Regions from separate parts of the Homo sapiens genome. Here region 1 is linked to region 2. Evidence: chromatin loops called from intact Hi-C (ENCODE). Cell type or tissue: HCT116. All regions are shown on one strand. Links, peaks and the distances in the headings refer to the core of each region. The heading gives the core; the rest is flanking DNA. Region 1 has its middle 26 kb from the start of TMPRSS11B. Region 2 overlaps TMPRSS11E (transmembrane serine protease 11E).

Region 1 (2,927 bases), core at 301-2,800, 200 kb after region 2:
ATATCTATATCATTCAAAAGTATACATAGCTTTGAAATGAGATTACCACCACGGCTGACAATGTAAGCTCAGTTTTGTTCTCTGTTGATAAATCTCTGATACACTGAAAAATTCTAGTTTAATATGGCTGTGTTAGAATAAGAAATATGTTTGGCAATCTGGTTCCAGGCACAAAACTCCTAAAACCCTTGGAATTTTCTGAGTGATAGAAGTTTCTTTTGTTATTCATAATGAGCTCCTTAGATTCCTGAGGCTGAGTAATTTCAGTGACCTTAGTACCCAGTTAGTACAGCACCAAAGTGTTTGTATCTTCCCTTTTCGCCTCCACTCATTTGTAAAGTACTATGCAAATACATATCAATAGTCAACCTTAACTTTCTTTGGTGAACAAATTCCGTATGGGCATATGGAGATGCCACTCCTGCAAAAACAAGTTTCTAGAATTCCCAGGAGAACTAAGAAAATAAAATACTACATTTTGGTTTGTTTGTTTTACTTTTTGGGGGAGTTTTGCAAAAATCAATTACAGAGTCAACTCAATTAGGTCAGTAAAATTCTTGTTAGGTGACATGTGGATCCAAAAGCATAGCAGCATAAATATATCAAGCAAATACCACCTACATTGTTTCTACCTCTATTTTGTGGAAGCTGAATCCTGGTAGTTCCAAAGAGTAGAATGACTGACAGCTAGCTGTTCCTTACAGTTCTGTCATTTTAGGCAGACACAGCCATCAATGAGCCATGACCTAGGAGGGACTATTTCTCAAAGAGCAGTAACATTCCTCTGTAGATGGCTGCTAGTCAAAACAGCAGCCCACATTTTCTTCCCTGTCTGCCCACAAGAGTTTTTTCAGTGGTTGCTAGTATTGCTTCCTTTTGCCTTCCCATCTCTATTTCTATGCACGCCTCTGACCGAAAAGACATTTATGTTCAATGACTTGAAAACCTTTTCAAAAAGTAATTTTGGTAGGCAAATGCCATAAATAAATTTTTTTTCTTTCTTCTTTTTTTTTTTGAGACGGAGTCTCGCTCTGTCGCCAGGCTGGAGTGCAGTGTCGCGATCTCGGCTCACTGAAACCTCCGCCTCCCGGGTTCAGATTCTACCGCCTCATCCTTAGTAGCTAGGACTACAGCTAATTTGTGTGTTTTTAGCAGAGACGGGGTTTCACCATGTTGGCCAGGATGACATTAAAAAGGTTTTCTTTAGTATGGATCTTTCTCACTTGTTTTAGAGTAACTGGAATTACTAGGGATAAAATCCAAAGAAAATTCTCAGCTCTTCACTTAAACACTGTGGTCATCTCCCTCTAAGTTCTTTGATTTTTTAATTTATTTTTTTCTGTCCTTACACACCATCTAGTGGACATGTGGGGTAATGACTAAAATGTAAGTGGTAAGAGCAAAAAGTCCTGAATCGTCAGTGAGCCAGTTTTTGAGTAATGAAATAATCCAAATAACTAAGCTTTTAAAACTGACTATTAGTTACTTAGTTTGGGTTAAAAAATGTTCCCTTTCTTTCCCAAATTTCATAATGAGAGCAATGCTGACATTTTAATCAACAATGAGAAATTTGTAACGAATGTAACACATCCTCTAATATTTTCTCAAGGTGCATCCTTTACTAAAGATGATAGTATATTGATTAATTGGTTTAAAAATAATGAGTTTAAATAAAATATTTTATCAGAAAAATAAAAACTGTAGACTTTTAGTTCACATGACTTTACTTATGGATTTGGACTTTTCAGTTAATGATGGAATATGTTAAGACATTGGGGGGACTGCTGGGAAGGCATGATTGGTTTTGAAATGTGAAAAGGACATGAGATTTGGGAGGGCACGGGGGCAGAATGATATAGTTAGGCTCTGTGTCCCTACCCAAATCTCGTCTCTAATTGTAATCCCATGATGTGGGAAGATCTGGTGGGAGGTGATTGGATCATGGGGGCAGTTTCCCCTATGCTGTTCTCATGATTGTGAGAGCGTTCTCACAAGATCTCATGGTTTAAAAGTGGGTTTCCCCTGCGTGCTCTGTCTCTCCTGACACCATGTAAGACATGTTTTGCTTCCCTTCCACCAGGATTGTAGTTTCCTCAGGCCACACCAGCCAGAAAGAACTGTGAGTCAATTAAACCTCTTTTCTTTATCTTGGGTAGTTCTTTATATCAGTGTGAAAATGGATGAATACAGAGAATTGGTACCAAGAGTGGGGTAATGCTATAAAGATATTTGAAAATGTGGAAGCAACTTTGGAACTGGGTAATGGGGAGAGATTGGAACAGTTTGGAGGGGCCAGAAGAAGACAGGAAGATGTGAGAAAGTCTGGAACTTCCTTGAGACTTGTTGAATGGTTTTAACCAAAATGTTGATAGTGATATGGATAATAAAGCCAAGGCTGAGGTGGTCTCAGATGGAGATGGCAAACTTATTGGGAACTGGAGCACAGGTCACACATGCTTTTTTTTTAGCAAAGAGACAGGTGGCATTTTGCCCCTGCCCTGGAGATCTGTGGAACTTTGAACTTGAGAGAGATGATTTAGGGTATCTGGCAGAAGAAACTTCCAAACAGCAAAGCATTCAAGATGTGGCCTGGTTGATTCTGAAAGTGTTCAGTCATGCGAGTTCACAAAGAGATGGTTTGAAATTGGAACTTCTTATGTTTAAAAGGGAAGCAGAGCATAAAGGTTTGAAAAATTTGCAGCCTGACCAAGAGGCAGCTAAGAAAAACCCATTTTCTGGGAAGGAATTCAAGCTGGCTGAAGACATTTGCATAAGTAACAAGGAGTTGAATGTTAAGAGCCAAGACAATGAGGAAAATATCTCCAGGGCATGTGAAAGATCTTCACAGCAGCCCCTTCCATCATAGGCCTGGAGGCCTAGGAAGGAAAAATGGTTTCATGTGAACTGGGCTCAGGGTCCCCCTGCTC
Region 2 (2,927 bases), core at 233-2,732:
CACAAGCCATGTGGCATTAATTAAGGTTGCTCCACAGCGATGACTCCCATCCCACTGCAGGCTAGCCTGCCAGGGCCATTCACCCTCTTCTACTTCTGTCCCACCAACGATCCTGAGACTCTGACCTAGAGTTTTACTTCTTCGTGTTCCGCAGCCTGCAAAAGAGAGAGGGGGGGTGCATTGGTGGGTGCATTAATTAGCAGTTGTTTTGCACATCAAATTGTGTTACTATGTCCCATATTTCTTCTACTTTGTGCTCCAAAAGTATCAAATGTTTTCTCATGCTCTTACCTTTCTGTAAACTGTAGTGTTTTATTTAGCTAACTCCTGTTCATTTTGTAAAATCTAAATCAGTTGTTACCTCTCTAGGATGCTTTCTCTAACTCCCCTGTCTCCAATCTGGATTAGTTATTACTTTCTTGGTGCTTCCAAAATAATAATAGTAACAAATACACTCTGTGTGTGTGCTTATGTGTATAACAAACACACTCTGTATGTGTGCTTATGTGTATGTATACATACTGACATTGTTTATGACAGGGTTCCTCAACCTTGGCACCACTAACATATTGAACCATTTAATTCTTTGTTGTAGGGGGCTGCCCTGTGCATCATAAGATCTTGGCCTATATACTGTAGATCCACTATAGATGCCAGTAGCCCTCCCCCTATATTCATGACAAAAATGCCACAGTGGGGCATGATAGCTTGGCCAACAATATTTCCCTTGGTTGAGAAGTGTTGTTTAAGAATGATGTGTTCATGAATTAGTCTCATGCACCTAGTCCCATTAAAGTATAAGGTGCTTCAGGTAGAGATATTATATCTTATCCATTTGGAATGCCTGTTGTCTAACACAGTGCTAGCACATGGTAGGTTCCCAATAAATATTGGTGGTGAGAATATATGCTATTTAGGTAATGAGATTATCTTTTGGTTTTGTGTTTAGTTGATTTTAGAAATTAACCAACTATATGAGCTGGTGAGTAGCACATATTTTTCCACCTTTTAAGAGAAATGTAATGTGCAACAACCCCATAACTATTGAATGTATACTGTAAATCATGGTGGCATACTTGGCTATAGGCGAAGAAAAATGCTAGGCCTAGACTCAGCACTTTTATAATATAGGTGAAGATATTATCTATGTGTCTTCAGTAATTTTATTAAAATATACCCCATAATTTCCTGCACTTTCTGTGACTCTTCCATGACCCGATAATTTCCTGCACTTTCGTATTAATCCGTAGGATTAATAACATCAAGAAGATTTTATCTAGGATATAGTGACAATGAGTTTCTGCCTCTAGCTGAAAAACACAATGTATAGATTTGTTTTATCTTATAGATATCTACAAACAGAACATTGATAAGTAAACATTTCTTGCCTCTTCTTTAACAGCTGTACAACTCAATTCCACTACACATCTGCCACAGGCACCCATACATCCACTCCAAAGTTATCTCAATTTTGCTATCCTTTACTAATAAAATGTATCTCCAAGATATGATAAAGTACCATGAACTGTACACAAATTAATCAAACTTTATGTGTTCTGTCCCTATGATATCAACACAAAGTAAACCTAAATGACCTATAGTGTTAGCTTTTTACCTTCAGGTAATGCTATTTTAATAAATATATTAAACTTACAATGGTTTAGATAGCTGTCTGTTTCTGTCTTGTTGATTTCTGAAACACACAGAAATGGCAAATAGGGTCAGCACATCAGAGTTACACTATGCCTCCGAGTATTTCAAATACTAAAAGGCTGCTTAATTTTATTATAAAACAGTATCTCTAGATTATAAAGAAGGCAACATAGCTTGTCATAGACATAGGATGATCATCACATTGCAGAGAATGTGAACGGTGTGTTAAACTTTAATGTGGGTAAGAGTCACATAGGAAGCATATTTATAATGAAACTCCTGTTCACCTTCCCAGTAACTCTAATTCAGTAGCTTGTAATGACGCCCAAGAATTTGGATTTTATACCAGTAAATAAGATGCAGAGAGTCCACAGCCCCTCCATGGGAAATACTACTCTAAACCATAGTATTAATTCCCCAAATGTAACAATACCTTTATTAACCATTATTTCAGATTGTATCATTGAGCTCATAAGCCTAGTCCCATTTGTATAACACACCTGAGTAGCATCTCCATAAATTTGTACTCACTCACAGTTAAAAACAATGTTACCCTTTTTGAAGTCAAATTTCAAAAGACAGTCTGCCCTCAAATTGTCATTTAGCTCCAGCCAATGACTTCTTAGCTTGCTGACTTCTCACTAGTCAGTCTCAAACCCTATGCAAACACTAACCCAGCTAATAGATACATAAAACTCTAAGCTCAAACTTTCTGACTCAGCAGAGTTCTAATGACCAAAACTATTCTTTGTACATGGAAGGATGGATGCTCTAAATGCAAAAATATTATTAGTGTTAATTTTTTTCTTTAGTATTTAATAGTATGAATGAAGTGGAAATCTATATTCTAGAAGGCCTTCTTTCTGACTTTATTTATTCTGGCTACTTGTGGGGAAAATGGCAAAAATAAGGAAGAATTTACAATTTAGTCTCAGTTAATATTAAAAGGACCACCTCTGATCTCTTTGTTTCAAATAACCTGTTCTCTATCTCAAGCTCTTCCTAGGAAAATGTCAAGCTCTGAGTATTGATAGCACTGACAAGGCTGGCTTCATGTGTGACTTATACATCTGCACTGGGTCTCACACTCACAATGGCCTTGTGCTTGGTACAATGCTCTGCTATTGCTCACTTGACATTCTTAATAATTTTATCTTGTAACTTGTGTTTTGAAAATGAAGTTCAATAGGATAATGGATTATAGTGTTGGCAGACAAGATATGTGCAATAAGTGTGTCCATAGTTTCTTTCCACTCCATTTGCATATATCATTC

Evidence for each region. A loop is a pair of places that touch in the nucleus more often than their neighbours do. Peaks named below come from ENCODE experiments on the same cell type or tissue, not always from the same donor. Only the 100,000 strongest peaks of a DNase experiment are listed, where the experiment ranks them.
Region 1: it touches region 2 in a loop (2.3-fold over the local background); 2 of 110 quality-filtered maps call a loop at or near these places.

The regions. Positions count from the first base shown.
Region 1 is chr4:68,270,406-68,273,332 of GRCh38, reverse strand. No RefSeq gene overlaps it. Among named protein-coding and RNA genes, the nearest start is that of TMPRSS11B, 26 kb to the right of the region's middle. RefSeq lists enhancers at 163-737, 738-1,313. In HCT116, for the core only: a CTCF peak has its summit at 1,370; a DNase peak (open chromatin) is centred at 1,332.
Region 2 is chr4:68,473,489-68,476,415 of GRCh38, reverse strand. TMPRSS11E (transmembrane serine protease 11E) reads right to left here. Exons shown (of 10, transcript NM_014058.4): 6 at 1,655-1,693; 7 at 1-155. Among named protein-coding and RNA genes, the nearest start is that of TMPRSS11E, 27 kb to the right of the region's middle. In HCT116, for the core only: no CTCF peak of the experiment used is centred there; no DNase peak of the experiment used is centred there.